Regions from separate parts of the Homo sapiens genome. Here region 2 is linked to region 1. Evidence: read pairs that join two places in POLR2A ChIA-PET (ENCODE). Cell type or tissue: B cell. All regions are shown on one strand. Links, peaks and the distances in the headings refer to the core of each region. The heading gives the core; the rest is flanking DNA.

Region 1 (8,454 bases), core at 3,936-6,435:
TCGCAAAAAAAAAAAAAAAAAAAAGACAAGAAAAGAAAATATAACACACCCCTAAGTTCAAGTCTCTCACTGGCTGCATGACATTCAGCAAGTTACTAACCTCAGAGCGCTTAGCAGGACTACATAATACAACAAAAGTGAGACTGCCTAGCAAGAGTGAGCACCTAATAAATGCTAAGTTTCCATTTACAGAAAGAATTTAACACTTACCCAAAGGAAGGCAGGACTCTGCGTGGCTGATCTCGGGTAACTGTCACTCTGATCTTTGGATAGTCACTTATTCCATTAGGAGATTTATTACCTATTTAAAAAATGCATTTGTAATTGTAAAATGAAAAATCACTTGCAAACAGTCTGCATAAGGAAAGAAAAAAAATCTGTGAGCAACCTACATCATAGAGCTAAATCAACATCTTGTTTTTCAATTTCTATTAATAGCACAGGAGTCTAGCACAAATTTTGTAGACGTTAAAGGAAAGCAATAGGGCTTAGTTTGTTTTTGATCTCAGATAGGTAATAACAGAATTCACTGGCAGGCTTTGCTTGTTTTGCTTGATGGGACTGTTAAGAGGCCATGAAGAACTCAAAGATTATAACTCTCTGTAATCTAATCAATTGGAGTAAATTATTCAAATTCAAACCAGCCGTATGTTTGGCCGGTAACATACCTAAAATATGAAAAATTCTGAATTCCTAAACACATCTGGCTCCCAGGGGTTGCAGATAACCGATTATGGACCTCTTTACACAAGAAACCTGCCCTAGGAATACCTGGGCTTCTCTGACTAGACTACACAAAACTCACAGAAACACAGTAGTGCCAGCATCTCAGGCACAAATCTACCATCCTTCATATGTGTCAATCTTAACGGTAAACAATTCTAAACAAATATTCCAAACAGATGATGAAATTCAATTTATATTAACTTTTTAAATGAAATAAAAGGCTTCAAAGTAATATCATCTTTGGGCTGGGCGCAGTGGCTCACGCCTGTAATCCCAGCACTTTGGGAGGCCGAGGTGGGCGGATCACCTGAGGTCGGGAGTTCAAGACCAGCCTGACCAACACGGAGAAACCCAGTCTCTACTAAAAATACAAAATTAGCCAGGGTGGTGGCGCATGCCTGTAATCCCAGCTCCTCGGGAGGCTGAGGCAGGAGAATCACTTGAACCCAGGAGCTGGAGCCGAGATCGCCCTATTGCACTCCAGCCTGGGCAACAAGGGCGAAACTCCATCTCAAAAAAAAAAAAAAAAAGAAAGAAAGAAATATCAAGTTTTTAGGAACTAGCTTCTCAGACACAGGGGTATGTATTTATTCTCCTTTGCTCTTCTCTACTCCTAGAGGTACTTTTTAAAACAGTTTGAAAAGCACAACTCTAAGGCTTTTATCATTTCCTTATCTTCTTCCACTTTTGAATTTTAAACCTACAACTTCTCTAAGCTCATTTTCCTTAACTTCCTTCCCCCCCAACTTTACAAGCCTTCCTGAGTGGCAGACATCACAACTATTTCGCAGGATTCTGGCTTCTTCCTACTTTTCCCCACCATAGCATTTTGTATAGTGCATATATATAATAATGACAATTCCACTTCAGGATCTAAGGATGACATGGAAGTCCCTAGTCCATAAAACTGTGATAACTGGGAACCTAAGGCTGCTCCCCAACTAGATGATGAACTCCTAAAGGACATGAATAAGGTTTTATTATTTTGTTATTCTTGATAACTTAAGCACAGCACCCGGCACAGAGTAAGTTCTCAGGAAATGTTTTTGCTTTTTTGTTTTTTTTTAAATGAATGAACCTTTTTAATATGACCTTGATCTAAGTCACATTGAGGACACTGATAATACAAACAAAAAACAACAGTAAATTCAAAGACAACAATTCTGAAGAAAAGCTATTTGCTTTTTAGAACGGTAGAAAGAATGTCTTTCTCATCCCAATTCAAATCAGTGTTTTCCTTTCATATTTTCAAAATGTAGGAAAAAAATGGGCAGAAGGAGGTAGCGGGAAACAGAAATATTTTTGACCACCTCACCCAGTTTCAGCATGTTGTTCCAGGATCCAGAACCTGTCAGTTCACAAGATGAAGAGTTCGAAAATACCTTAAAATCAAACAGAATCACTTCTGTAGCATCTAAATTTTGTCACCTAAATAACTTTCTATTATGAAAAGATAACTTTTTCTTAGGTAGCTCACAGAAGAGATACCATCAATAAGACCTAAGGTTTAACTTGTCAAGACTCACAAAATGATGTAGAAATAACAATTCTAGTTTCTTTGTACATCCTTAAATAAGAAAGCATATGTAATAATATTTAGCTCTTTGTAAACATGTTTTAAATGTTCATTTTATTAACCTTTAATTTCTTGGCCTTTATAGCACAGCTAATAAAGATACAGATATTTCTGGAAAAAAGTAATTATACACATTAACTCTCGAAGAGAGAATTTTCTAAAATATAATGATTAAGTATAAAGATCAGTATTCCTAATGGAGTCTCATCCCCACTGACCTCTCCTGAAGGGGCCACATTCCGTGTTCCATTACAAGCAGAAGTTACCATGGGCTTTGTGGTCAGCTGGAATGGGAATCCAAATAAGCTGGCAGCATTGTAGAGACTGTTTTTCACTTGGTGAATAAAGCAATCTAGAAAGTGTCAACAAACTGTAAATATAAAGTAATAAACTTCCAGCTAAAAAATAAAATGATATCTTGGAAAGAGCCTCTCTCAATTTTTATCAAAAGTTCTATTTGCTGGGTGTGGTGGCTCACACCTGTAATCCCAACACTTTGGGAGGCTGAGGTGGGAGGATTGCTTGAGCCCAGGAGCTCGAGACCAGCTTGGGCCACCATGGAGAAACCCCATTTGTACAAAAAATTAGCTGCGGATGGTATCACACGCCTGTAGTCCCAGCTACCTGGGAGGCTGAGGTGGGAGGATCACCTGAGCCCAGAAGATTGAGGCTACAGTGAGCTGTGATTGTGCTACTGCACTCCAGCCTGGGCAACAGAGTGAGACTCTGTCTCTGAAAAACAAAAATTTAAAAAAGTCCTATTTTCAACCATTGAAATAAAAAGGTATTTATCAATATAATCCTTTCCTAGGTCTGGTGTGGTGGCTCACGCCTGTAATCCCAGCACTTTGGGAGGCCAAGGTGGGCAGATCACCTGAGGTCAGGAGTTGGAGACCAGCCTGACTAACATGGAGAAACCCCATCTCTACTAAAATACAAAGAATTAGCTGGGCGTGGTGGCGCATCCCTATAATCCCACCTATTCAGGAGGCTGAGGCAGGAGAATCGCTTGAACCCAGGAGGCAGAGGTTGTGGTGAGCCAAGATCGCGCCATTACACTCCAGCCTGGGCAACAAGGGCAAAACTCCATCTCAAAAAAAAAAAACTGGGCCAGACTTGTGGCTCTTGACTGTAATCCCAGCACTTTGGTGGGAGGCCGAGGTGGGTGGATCACTTGAGGTCAGGAGATCGAGAACATCCTGGCCAACACAGTGAAACCCCGTCCCTACTGAAAATACAAAAAATTAGCTGGGCATGGTGGTGCACGACTATAGTCCCAGCTACTCAGGAGGCTGATGCAGGAGAATCGCTGGAACCTGGGAGGCGGAGGTTGCAGTGAGCCAAGATCACGCCACTCCACTCCAGCCGGGGCGACAGAGTGAGACTCCATCTCAAAATAAATAAATAAATAAACAAATAAATAATATTTTTCTAGCTGAATAACTGGAATACCAGTATTGTAATTGTGTTTTTTAAATAAAACATCTGAATATAAAAACATAAAACCATCACTTTAGCAAATCCATACTGATTCACACACACACACACACTCAAAATGTTCTGAAATGACAACTTTTAAGCAGAGTTCTCCAGGATATATAAAATAAATTTTTGCTGGGCGTGGTTGCTCACGCCTGTAATCCCAACGCTTTGGGAGGCCGAGGCAGGCAGATCACGAGGTCAGGAGTTCAAGACCAGCCTGGCAAACATGGTGAAATCCCGTCTCTAAAAAAAATACAAAAATTAGCTGGGCTCAGTGGTGTGCGCCTTTAGTCCCAGCTACTTGGCAGGCTGAGGCAGGAGAATTGCTTGAACCTGGAAAGCAGAGGTTGCAGTGAGCTGAGATCGTGCCATTGCACTCCAGCCTGGATGACAGAATGAGACTCCGTCTCACAAAAAATAAACAAATAAATAAATAAATAAACTTTTACCACAGAGGTGAGGGCATGATTAAACAACAAGGAGCATATAGCCACCGAGTACGGCAGAATTCTACAGGAAGCACTGTCATAGTCTCACTAGCTTGTCCTTACTTCCCAGGCAGGTAACAATATACTGTAGTTGCCCTAAACAACTATTTACTAAGCCCGTATTATAGCTTGGCTAAGTAAAGTATAAAATATGCAGCTTTTTTTTTTTTTTTGAGACAGGGTCTTACTCTGTCACCCAGACTGGAGTGCAGTGGCATGATCACTACTCACTGCAGCCTCAACCTCCCAGGCTCAAGTGATCCTCCTACCTCAGTCTCCTGAGTAGCTGGGATCACAGGCATGCACCACCATGTCTGGCTAATTTTTTTGATTTTTTGGTAGAGGCAGGTCTCACTATGTTGCCCAGGCTGGTCTGGAACTCCTGGGCTCAAGTGATCCTTCTGCCTCAGCCTCCCAAAGTGCTGAGATTACAGGTGTATGCCACTGCACCTGGCCTAAAATATGCAGCTTTTAAACATCTAAGATAGAACAAGACTATCCCTCTAGTGGAGATGTGTTAGAAGATCTTAGGCTGGGCACGGTGGCTCAAGCCTGTAATCCCAGCACTTTGGGAGGCAAAGGCGGGCAGATCACTTGATGTCAGGAGTTCAAGACCAGCCTGACCATCATGGCGAAACCGTCTCTACTAAAAATACAAAAATTAGCTGGGCGTCATGGCACACACCTATAATCCCAGCTACTCTGGAGGCTGAGGCAGCAGAATCGTTTGAATCCAGGAAGCGGAGGTTGCAGTGAACCAAGATGGCACCACTGTACTCCAGTCTGGGCAACAGCGTGAGACTCCATCTCAAAATAAATAAATAAATTAGCTGGGCCTGGTGGCACATGCCTGTAATTCCAGCTACTTGGGAGGCTAAAGCAGAAGAATCGTTGGAACCCGGGAGGTAGAGGTTGCAGTGAGGTGAGATCACGGCACTGCACTCCAGTCTGGGTGACAGAGGGAGATCCTGTCTCAAAAAAAAAAAAAAAAAAAAATCTCAGGCTCACCCTTCCTTGCCACCAAAAATAAAAGGAAAGGGTAGGTTTCAGTGCTTTCCTCACTTCCTCCTTTTATTACACTACCTCTTTCTCACTTTCTATATATCTGATGTAAGCTTTCTACAATATCCTATGTCCTAATTAAGGGTATTTGAAGACGCTAGTTTGAGAAAAACAGAACATCACATTAGCCATTCTGCTTTAGAGAAAGATAGACTGCAATGGTAGCTTTTAAGCAGTGCTCCAGAACATGTAAACTACTTTCCAGAAACATAGGGGAATAACAAACAAAAGGGAAAAAGTAATGGCCAGGTAAAGCACAATCCAATTTGAGAAATTTGCTAATAGTTATAAGTACCAAACTATGCAAATGAGTTGTTTTTCATTTTAGGAATCAGAGAATTCCAGGTTATCCCCTTCTAATAGTGCTGAGGGATAGTACACACTCTGCTGCACTTTCTAAGGAGGAGAAGAAGAGCTTTAGCGATTGATGCTTAACCCACAGTCTGTCATCCAGACTCTAGAGGACAAGAAGCCTCTTGGTAACATAGCAAATTGTGGCTACTAAACAATATCATAATATTTATTTTCCTACGAATGTTATCAAAATCTCGGTATGCCCCTGAGATTATGTCAAAAGATCTCACTGATTTTTTTAAAAAACAGAAGGCCTGCCTCATCTGTAAAATGGGGAAAAGATCACCTTACTTCCCTGAAACTAGACTACATAGATCTCTTAAAATCTCTTTCACCTTTAAGGTCATGAGCCTGAGCCAGGTACGGTGGCTCACACCTGTAATCCCAGCACTTTGGGAGGCCAAGGTGGGTGGATCACTTGAGGTCAGGAGTTCAAGACCAGCCTGGCCAACACGGTGAAACCCTGTCTCTACTAAAATACAAAAATTAGCTGCACTTTGGGAGGCCAAGGAGGGTGGATCACTTGAGGTCAGGAGTTCGAGACCAGCCTGGCCAATATGGTGAAACTCCGTCTCTACTAAAATATAAAAATTAGCTGGGCATGGTGGTGCACACCTGTAATCCCAGCTACTCAGGAGACTGAGGCAGGAGAATCGCTTGAACCTGGGAGGTGGAGGTTGCAGTGAACCGAGATTGTGCCACTGCACTCCAGCCTGGGTGACACAGCGAGACTCTGTCCCAAAAAAAAAAAAAAAAAGATCATGAGCCTGAAATTCTGAGGTCTTCTTTCTTTTCTTTTACCCTTGCTTTGCTTTTTTTTCTCTCAAAAGCAACCAATGGAGTTGTACTGTCCAACACAGTAGCTAGTAGCCAGATATGGTTACCTAACTTAAAGTTTTATTAGAATCAAATAAAGTTTAAAATTCAGTTCCTCAGTTGAACTAGCCACATTTCGAGTGCTCAACAGTTATCACTGCAGGAAGTTCTCTTGGGCAGCACTTTACAGGCCTTTACAAACTCTGCTACCCACCGCTTACCCTTTGGTTTAGATTCCCTTCTACAATTTGCCATTCAGAAAATCATACTACATATTTAATGGGAATGATGCAATAAGTGATCCTTAACATAGAATCCATAAAACAGATGATTGTCCTAAATAATTAAGTCAGAAACCTTCTGTAATACCAACGTTTGTGTGTGTTTTTTTTTTTTAACCACATCCAAGTACAAGCTATTTATATTTTTCTTTAAAACTGACTTCCTTTTTTGGCTTAAAAAAAAAAGATAATTTTAAATTACTACTGTATATGTAAAGCCAACATCACCTGCCTTATAAAGAAATGAAAACACAGCCGGGTGAGGTGGCTCACGCCTGTAATACCAACACTTTGGGAAGCCGAGGCGGGCGATCACTTGAGGTCAGGAATTCGAGACCAGTCTGGCCAACATGGTGAAACCCTGTCTCTATTAAAAACACAAAAATTAGCCGGGCATAGTGGTGGGCGCCTGTAATCCCAGCTACTCGGGAGGCTGAGGCAGGAGAATCACTTGAACCTGGGAGGTGGAGGTTGCAACAAGCCAAGATCGCACCATTGCACTGCAGCTTGGGCAACGAGAAAGAAACTCCGTCTCAAAAAAAAAAAAAAAAAGAAATGAAAACACAATAATACTAAGTTCTAGTTGGGCCTGTTAAAAAATGGGAGATTAGCATATATTAGACAAGTATTGAAGATATACTAGCATTAAATCAAGATTTTCTGTGTGAAATAAACAGGATGTGAGCACCTCAAATAAATAACTGAAAAGGATACACCTTTCTTAGTACATAATCATCATTCAAATGTTACATAATGCTGTGAATGTTGAATCCCCTAAAATCATTTCCTAAATTGGTATCTATCCTGTGCTTTGGGAAATACTGTTCTAATGAATTTAGTATAAATTCCTGTCATTTGAAAATCCTTGGCCGGGGATGGTGGTTCACGCCTGTAATCCCAACATTTTGGAAAGCCAAGGTGAGAGGATCACTTAATTAAGCCCAGGAGTTCGAGATCAGCCTGAGCAATATAGCAAGACCCTGTCTCTATTAAAAAACTAAACAAAACAAAACAGAACGATAATTTGATCTACCTGTCTTCAGCCATTTTTTTTCCCTGAGCTCTATTCACTATTTCTTGAATTTACACAACTTTCCCATACTATTCCCTCTGCCTAGAATATTTTTCCTTCCTATTGCTCTCCTTTGATATCCTATCCATCCTTCAAGACCTGGGCTAACATACTAACTCATACTAACTCCCGCAAACATTTACTGAGACTCGATGAGCTGAAAATTGGATAGGATTTTGTTACTATCTTTGTTTTTTTATTTTTTATATTTTCATTGACATTAGCATTATTATGTGATTGTCTTATACCCCCTACCATATTATCATATAAGGTCCTTAAAAATGGAGACCCAGGCCGGGCACGGTGGCTCACGCCTGTAATTCCAGCACTTTGGGAGGCCAAGGCAGGTGGATCACTTGAGGTCAGGAGCTTGAGACCAGCCTGGCCAACATGGCGAAACCCTGTCTCTACTAAAAATACAAAAATTAGCCGGGTGTGGTGGTGGGCACCTGTAGTCCCAGCTACTTGGGAAGCTGAGGCAGGGGAATCACTTGAACCTGGGAGGCGGAGGTTGCAGTGGGCCGAGAATGTGCCATTGCACTCCAGCCTGAGCAACAGAGCAAGACTCCATCTCAAAAAAAAAAAAAAAGGAGACCC
Region 2 (8,454 bases), core at 3,218-5,717, 270 kb before region 1:
CCACTCATTACAGATGGGCAGAGGATATGAAGTTTTGGCTAAGCATCCTTATGATGAACTCTGGTGTTTTCTATTCCATTATACTCTAGTATATTCTATTTCATTTAAAAAAAAAAAGCGGGTTGAGAGCCACTAACTTGATTTCATGACACATTAATGAATTGTGACCTTGCAATTTGAAAACCACTACCCCATGGTGGGTTATATTTACAATATAAAAATTTCCCCCCTCTTTGTTAATGTGTAAATTCACTTAACTCTTTTGAGTCTCTATATCTTTCTTTGTTTGTTTTTTTTTTTTGAGACAGAGTCTCGCTCTGTCACCAGGCTGGAGTGCAGTGGCGCGATCTCGGCTTATTGTAACCTCCGCCTCCCAGGTTCAAGCGATTCCCCTGCCTCAGCCTCCTGAGTAGCTGGGACTCCAGGCGCACGCCACCATGCCCGGCTAATTTTTTTTTTTTTTTTTTTTTTTTTGTATTTTTGTAGAGACAGGGTTTCACCATGTTGGCCAGGATGGTCTCGATCTCCTGACCTCGTGATCCACCTGCCTCGGCCTCCCAAAGTGCTGGGATTACAAGCGTGAGCCACTGCGCCTGGCCGTATCTTTGTTTTTATTCTCTGTATTTGTGCTCTTTGATTTCCACTGCTCCTCATAGTGATCTGTACAGAGCAGGGACATTATGGAAATTATCAGTGTGTGTGAGCTTATAGCCCATGACATGATTTTCTGCTGCCTTCAAAGAGAAAAGTCAACCTGACGAGACAAGACCTCAGTTCTTGTAGATTTCCTTGTAAGTCTTCCTCTTATACAACATCTCAGGAGCAAGTCTTAAGATCATTCTTGTCTTTGGATCTCTAAAAATTATATCTTTTTTTTTAGGCCGGTTGCGATGGCTCACGCCTGTGATCCTAACACTTTGGGAGGCCGAGGCGGGCGGATCACCAGAGGCTGGGAGTTTGAAACCAGCCTGACCAATATGGAGAAACCCTGTCTCTACTAAAAATACAAAAAATTAGCTGGGCATGGTGGTGCATGCCTGTAATCCCAGCTATTCGGGAGGCTGAGGCAGGAGAATCACTTGAACCTGGGAGGCGGAGGTTGCAGTGAGCCGAGATCACGCCACTGCACTCCAGCCTGGGCAACAAGAGCGAAACTCCATCTCAAAAATAATAATACTAATAAAAAATAAAATAAAAAAATAAATAAATAAAAATTTAAACACCCAACAAAGAGATATCTTTAGAAAGGGTGGATATTGTTCTGATCATTCTATTGCTACTTAATAAGCCATCCCAAATTTGATGGCATAACAATAATTTTATTATGTTTGTGGATTCTGTGGGTCAGTAATTTTGAGAGGACACAGGGTCATTGGCTTGCCTCTGCTCCACAACGTCTGGGGTCTCAGCAAGAGGAGACCCACATAGCTGGAAGGTGGGTCATCTGGGGGTTTCATCCCCCATATGTCTGGTGTGGGGCTGGGATAACTGAAGCTGCCTGTCAGCTGGTGTGTTTCCGTAGGGCCTCTCCAAACGACGTGTGATGAGTGGGCTCCTAGAGGGAATATCTGGAGAATAAGTAGTCCAAGATAACCAGGTGGAAGCATCATCAGCTTTTTGACCTAGTCTCAGAGGTTACATCGCAGTGCTTCTGTCAGATTCTGTGACTAAAGAACTCATAATTCCTCCCCAGATTCAAAAGCATAGACTCCGCCTCTTAAGGCAATGCTTTAAAAACACCAGAGGCATCTTTCTTTGATGGGGTTTTACATGTCTTTTCATGATCTGTGCTTGGCTTTCTTTCATTCAACAAAATATTGGCAGAGCTCTTACCTATGTCACACACTGTGTCAAACACTGAAGATGCAGTGACAAACAAGAGAGAGATGATTCCTACCCTCATGGAACCGACTTTCTTTTTTTTTTTTTTTTTTTGAGATGGAGTCTTGCTCTTGTCGCCCAGGCTGGAGTGCAATGGCATGATCTCGGCTCACTGCAACCTCCGCCTCCTGGGTTCAAGTGATTCTCCTGCCTCAGCCTCCCAAGTAGCTGGGATTACAGGCACCCGCCATCATACCCGGCTAATTTTTGTATTTTTAGTAGAGATGGGGTTTCACCATGTTGGCCACACTGGTCTCAAGCTCCTGACCTTGTGGTCTGCCCGCTTTGGCCTCCCAAAGTGCTGGGATTACAGGTGTGAGCCACTGCACCCGGCTGAAACCGACTATCTTAAAAGGGAAATAGAGTAAACAGATGATCACAAAAAGAGTGCTGTTTTTTTTTTTTCTATTCAGCTATGTTTTCTTCCCTTATTTCTCTGATGATGGCTTCCTCATTGTCAGCCTTCTCTATTTCCTATAGTTTCCTTATTGTTTTCACTTCAATGTTTCTAATCTATGTTCTAAGTCTTTTAGTTTTTCTTACATTGTTTTGTGCCTTTTTGGTTTTGTTTTGAATCACTCTGTGCAAATGCCCTGTGATTTGTGTTTCTGGCTTGATGTTTCTTCTCAATCACTTATTTGCCCAGTGACATCTATTCAAGTTTTTATTGCTTTTCTTGATGTCTTTGGCTCATTTGTTCACCTCCAACATATGATATGCCTACTATGTTTCAGGCACTGTGCTGAGTACATGGATACATAGCTCTGCACAGCCTCTGCCTCAGGCAGGAAACACTCTTTAGCAAAGGAGCACAGACTCTGAGGTCAGGCACATGGAGCCTGGAGTTTAGCTTCATCACTTACTAGTTGGATCCATACTTGATAGATTTCATAGCCCCTGTCCTCTTTTTCCTCCTGAGGATGGTAATACCTCACAAAATTAGTACAGTGCCTGGAACTGTACTGATTGTAGAGGCTTAATACACATCTATTCCTTTAATTATGGAATTCAGTGGAAAGTTAATTAAATCAACATATTCAAAACAATGTGAAAGACTTAATATAAAGTCATGTGTATTAGATGTTTGGTGAACAGAGAGATGGTACCTACCTTAGCCTGGCATCTTGAAAAATTTCCTATAGAATAGCAATTCTCATCTTGGGATGAGTGGAGGGGCCAGGGATACAGAAGCTGCTGTGGGGAATCTTTAATCTGAAGGGGAGAGGCTGAAAAAAATTCAATATTATGAGACTTTTATATTTGGAGAAGTAAAAAAACTTTTCATAATCTATAATTAATAATTTATAAAAAGTAAACATAGGCTGGGCATGGTGGCTCACATCTGTAATCCCAGCACTTTGGGAGGCTAAGGCAGTCAGATCATTTGAGGTCAGGAGTTTGAGACCAGCCTGGCCAACATGGTGAAACCCCATCTCTACTAAAAATACAAAAAAAAAAAAAAAAACAGCTGGGGACAGTGGCTCATGCCTGTAATCCCAGCACTTTGGGAGGCTGAGGTGGGTGGATCACCTGAGGTCAGGAGTTCGAGACCAGCCAGGCGAATGTGGTGAAACCCTGTCTCTACTAAAATAAAAAAATTAGCTGGGCATGGTAACACACACCTGTAATCCCAGCTATTTGGGAGGCTGAGGCAGAAGAATTGCTTGAACCTGGAAGACAGAGGTTGGAGTGAGCTGAGATTGCATCACTGCACTCCAGCCTGGGGGACAGAGTCCTCTGTCTCAAAAAAAAAAAAAAAATGTAAATATAAAATCATCTCAGATGGTGGAGATATTCAGAAGGTAGATTATAAATTTTGTTTATCAGTAATTCTCAAAAGGAAATAGAGTTTCATGGGAAGGCTGGTATGAGATATTTGTATATATTATTTAGCAGTATGGTTTTTAAAAGATTGAGAAACTTCACTATAATAGGTAATGACCAAGCTAAGCCTTGAATAACAAGTAGGAATTAGCCAGGTGGAAAAGAGAGGAAGATGGAATTCCAGGTAGCAGAAACAGCCCTTACAAGGGCTCAGGGCTGTGACAGAGATGGGCTGTTCTGAGGATTTTAAGTAGTTGCATATGGCTGTGAGTGAGTGGTAGAAGATGAGCATGGAGAGGTTAGCAAGGGCCAAATCTCAAAGTATTTACATGTTCTACTAAGGGAATTATACTGAAAGAAATTGGGAATCATTGAAGAATTTTGAGGGAGGGAATGACAAACAGATTTGCTGTTTTCATAGTACCTACATATTTCCTTTCATGGTCATAATTTCTTCTTTAATCTCTTGGAAAGCAGTAGGTGTGGGTTTATTGACCCTGGCTTCAGTCAGCTGGTATTGGTACTTCTGCCCTGGTAGATGCCCTCCTCCCCATGCTGACTTTCTCTTTCTCTTACAGATTTCAATACTTGTTGATTATGTGATTGGACCTAAATAGTTATGCTGTTTTAAAGCTGATCTTACTGAATTGTTGTTACCTCTCAGATGTCATCATTTTACTTTTTTTGGTGAGTTTATTTAGAAAGCATTGAGTTTAACTGGGAGGTAGCAAGAGGAAGAGAAAAAGAAATCTTTGTAGTTCAAATAACTTAATTGATTCTGTACCTTGCCCTGCATGACTCTGAGCAAGTCACAACCTCTCTGAGCTTGTTTCTTCCCTAATAATATTCACTGCATAACCCTGTTGTGGGAATTAGAGAAACTATTCTCTAAGTGCCTGAATCATGCAGGTGTTCAATAATGATAAACTCTGCAAGTGTCCTCAGTGCCCCACCCTATCCTTGCAGCACTCACTGTTCCCATACAATCAACAGCTTCTAACTGCAAGCACCTGTGACTCTCTGCCTGCAGGCTTTCACTAGTCACAGAGGTGTGATGGACCCTTGCTTGGGGCAGGCTGAAAATGCCAAGGAGGTAATGCCCCCAGGAGCAGCCCTTTCAACCAAGATGAATGAGAGTTGGGAGATTAAAACTCCTTCTTTCTTGTCCTCTGCGAGACAAACCTGAAGCCTACTCCCAACATTCTCCCAGAGGTCCCGTGGAGTTACCTTCAATGGTAACCTCATTGAAGTGCCCTATATTGGCTTCTTTCTCTTCCCAGCCTCACTCCCCGACTCTCCTACCAGTGATTACCTCCCAAATAAACAACTTGCCCTCAAATCCTTGTATCACAGGCCAGGTGCAGTGGCTCATGCCTGTAAGCCCAGCACTTTGGGAGGTCGAGGTGGGTGGACTGCCTGAGGTCGGGAGTTCAAGACCAGCCTGTCCAAGATGGTGAAATCCTGTCTGTACTAAAAATACAAAAATTAGCTGGGCGTGGTGGCGCATGCCTGTAATCCCAGCTACTGGGGAGGCTGAGGCAGAGAATTGCTTGAACCTGGGAGGCAGAGGTTGCAGTGAGCCAAGATCGCACCACTGCACTTCAGCCTGGGCAACAGATCGAGACTCTGTCTCAAAAAAAAAAAAAATCCTTGTATCACAATGTGCTTCTGGGGGAATGCAGCAGAAAACAGTAGCAATTATTCATTTATTCAACAGCTATTGAGTGTAGATGATGTGTCAGTTACCGCTTGCAGCTACTGTTCCCTCCTCCTGGAAACTCTACACCTAGGATTCTCAGTTTCTTGAATTTTAAACAATTATATTATTAAAAATTAAAGGAAAAAGGTAAATTCTTTCCTGTAATCTCAACAGCTTAGCACAAAAGCTATTCTTATTTCTTCCTATTCCTACCTATTCTTCACCCATGTGTGCACACATTTCACTGGTGCAATTGTAGGCATAATCTGGTATTCTGTGGTTTATTTTTCTACTCAGCTCCTTACCATGCTTATTTTTCTTAGCCTTCAAAATTAACATTTTAATGGCTGCATTATATCCTGTTGTCCTATTGTAGGACATTGCAATGTTTAATTTTATATGTCAGCTTGAGTAGGCCACAAGATGACCAGAGATTTGGTCAAACATCATTCTGGGTGCTTCTGGATGCAATTAACATTTAAACCAGTAGACCAAGTAAAGCAGATTGCCCTCCCTAAGAGGGGTGGGCCTCATCCAATCAATTGGAGGCCTGAAGAGAACAAATAGCCTAACCCTCCCCTGAGTAAGACAGAATCTCTCCTGCCTGACTGCCTTCCAACTGGAACACTGGCATTTTCCTGCCTTCTGGCTCAAACCAAGACACGAGCTCTTCCTGGGTCTTGAGTCTGCCAGCTTTCAAATTCAAACTACATCATCAGCTCTCCTGGGTCTCCAGCTTGCTAACCCACAGCAGGTCTTAGAAATTGTCAGCCTCCATAATCATGTGACCCAATTCCTTTTATTAAATCTCTCTCTCCCTCTCTCTATATATATCTATATATGTATATATAGAGAATATATATGTATATATGCATATATATTCTGATTTCCTGTTTGTTTCTCTTGAGAACCCTATTATAGACAGGTAGGTTGTTTTTTACAGTTTTTTCCAATTATGGCTAGAACTGCACATAAAGTTTGTTTTTTGTTTTTTTTTTTTTATGAGACAGGGTCTTGGTCTGTTGCCCAGGCTGGAATGCAGTGGGGCAATCATAGCATCATAGCTCACTACAACCTTGAACTCCTGGCCTCAAGTGATCCTGCCGTCTCAGCCTCCTCAGTAGCTGGAACTACAGGTGAGCACCACTGCACCTGGCTAATTTTTTTTTTCTTTTTTTTTTTGAGACAGAGTCTTGCTCTGTCCCCCAGGCTGGGGTACAGTGGTGCAATCTCGGCTCACTGCAACCTCAGCCTCCCGGGTTTAAGCGATTCTTCTGCCTCAGCTTCCTGAGCAGCTGGGACTACAGGCATGCACCACCATGCCTGGCTAGTTTTTGTATTTTAGTACAGACAGGGTTTCACCATGTTGGCCAGGCTGGTCTCGAACTCCTGACCTTGTTATCTGCCCGCCTCAGCCTCCCAAAGTGCTGGAATTACAGGTGTGAGCCATTGCGCCCGGCTGCACATGGCTAATTTTTAAATATTTTATACAGATGGGGTCTCACTTTGTTGTCTATGCTGGTGCACATAACGTCTGTATTTATTTATTTATTTATTTATTTATTTTTGAGGCAAAGTCTCGCTCTGTTGCCCACACTGGAGTGCAGTGGCACAATCTTGGCTCACCACAACCTCCGACTCCCGGGTTCAAGCGATTCTTCTGCCTCAGCTTCCCGAGTAGCTGGGATTACAAGCACGCACCACTATGCCCAGCTAATTTTTTGTATTTTTAGTAGAGACAGGATTTCACCGTGTTGACCAGGCTGGTCTTGAACTACTGACCTCAGGTGATCCACCCGCCTCGGCCTCCCAAAATACTGAGATTATAGGCATGAGCCACTGCACCTGGCCTATTTATTTTTTGGGATGGAGTCTCTCTCTGTTGCTTAGGCTGGAGTGCAGTGATCTCAGCTCACTGCAACCTCTACTTCCCAGGTTCAAGTGATTCTCTTGCCTCAGCCACCTGAGTAGCTGGGACTATAGGGGTGTGCTACCATGTCTTGCTAATTTTTGTATTTTTAGTAGAGATGGGGTTTCACCATGTTGGCCAAGCTGTTCTCGAACTCCTGACCTCAAGTGATCCACCTGCCTCGGCCTCCCAAACTTCTGGGACTACAAGTGTGAGCCACCACACCTGGCCAGGTCTTTATGTCTATAACTTATTCTTTTTGTCTTTAATTTTCTTTATTTTATTTTATTTTTTTGAGACGGAGTCTCACTCTGTCTCCCAGCCTGGAGGGCCATCGTGCAATCTTGGCTCACTGCAACCTCCACTTCCTGGGTTCAAGCAATTCTCCTGCCTCAGCCTCCCGAGTAGCTGGGATTACAGGCACCCATCACCACGCCCAGCTAATTTTTGTATTTTTAGTAGAGATGGGGGTTTTACCACGTTGGCCAGGCTAGCCTCGAACTCCAGACATCAAGTGATCTGCCTGCCTTGGCCTCCCAAAGTGCTAGGATTACAAGTGTGAGCCACCGCGCCTGGCCAATTTTCTTTATTTTAAATGAGCAGTACTTGAATATTATATCAATTAAAAAGATGTTCCTGCCACCATGAAACCCACTGTTACACATTTTCTTGTATGTCTTTCAAGCAGACTGTGCCCATATATCACACAAATGGCAGCATAGTTTCCACACTGTTCTATGCTTTTCCATTCAATGATATACCTTGGCATTCTTTTCTTTTTTTATTAAGGCTCTTTTCCCCTAGTTTTATTGAGGTATAATTTATAAATAAAAATTGTACATATTTAAGGTATATAATATGTGTTTTATAAAAATATGAAACCGCATTTTATTTAAAATATTACTAGATTTCTTAAAGATGTAAATAATTGAAGTAAACTTAGTTTATATTACTTGTATAAATTTGTTCACATTTTATCCTCAATCTTGAAAAGATTTTAGCTAGGTAAGCATTTTCAAATCGACAGATACTTTAACTCAGAACTTTGCGTTAGATTCTTATTTTTTATTTTAAATTAAGAAGGTACACGTGCTGGTTTGCTACAAGGGTATATTGCATCATGCTAAGGTTTGGGCTTCTA

Evidence for each region. ChIA-PET counts read pairs that join two places held together with the same protein. Peaks named below come from ENCODE experiments on the same cell type or tissue, not always from the same donor. Only the 100,000 strongest peaks of a DNase experiment are listed, where the experiment ranks them.
Region 2: POLR2A ChIA-PET joins it to region 1 with 5 read pairs; 2 of 35 experiments call an interaction of 5 or more read pairs at or near these places.

The regions. Positions count from the first base shown.
Region 1 is chr3:185,592,612-185,601,065 of GRCh38, reverse strand. It overlaps SENP2 (SUMO specific peptidase 2), which reads right to left. Exons shown (of 17, transcript NM_021627.3): 3 at 2,521-2,654; 4 at 2,042-2,108; 5 at 211-301. Among named protein-coding and RNA genes, the nearest start is that of SENP2, 11 kb to the right of the region's middle. In B cell, for the core only: no CTCF peak of the experiment used is centred there; a DNase peak (open chromatin) is centred at 5,345; H3K4me3 peaks cover 742 bases; H3K27ac peaks cover 2,081 bases.
Region 2 is chr3:185,862,984-185,871,437 of GRCh38, reverse strand. No RefSeq gene overlaps it. Among named protein-coding and RNA genes, the nearest start is that of IGF2BP2, 42 kb to the right of the region's middle. In B cell, for the core only: no CTCF peak of the experiment used is centred there; no DNase peak of the experiment used is centred there.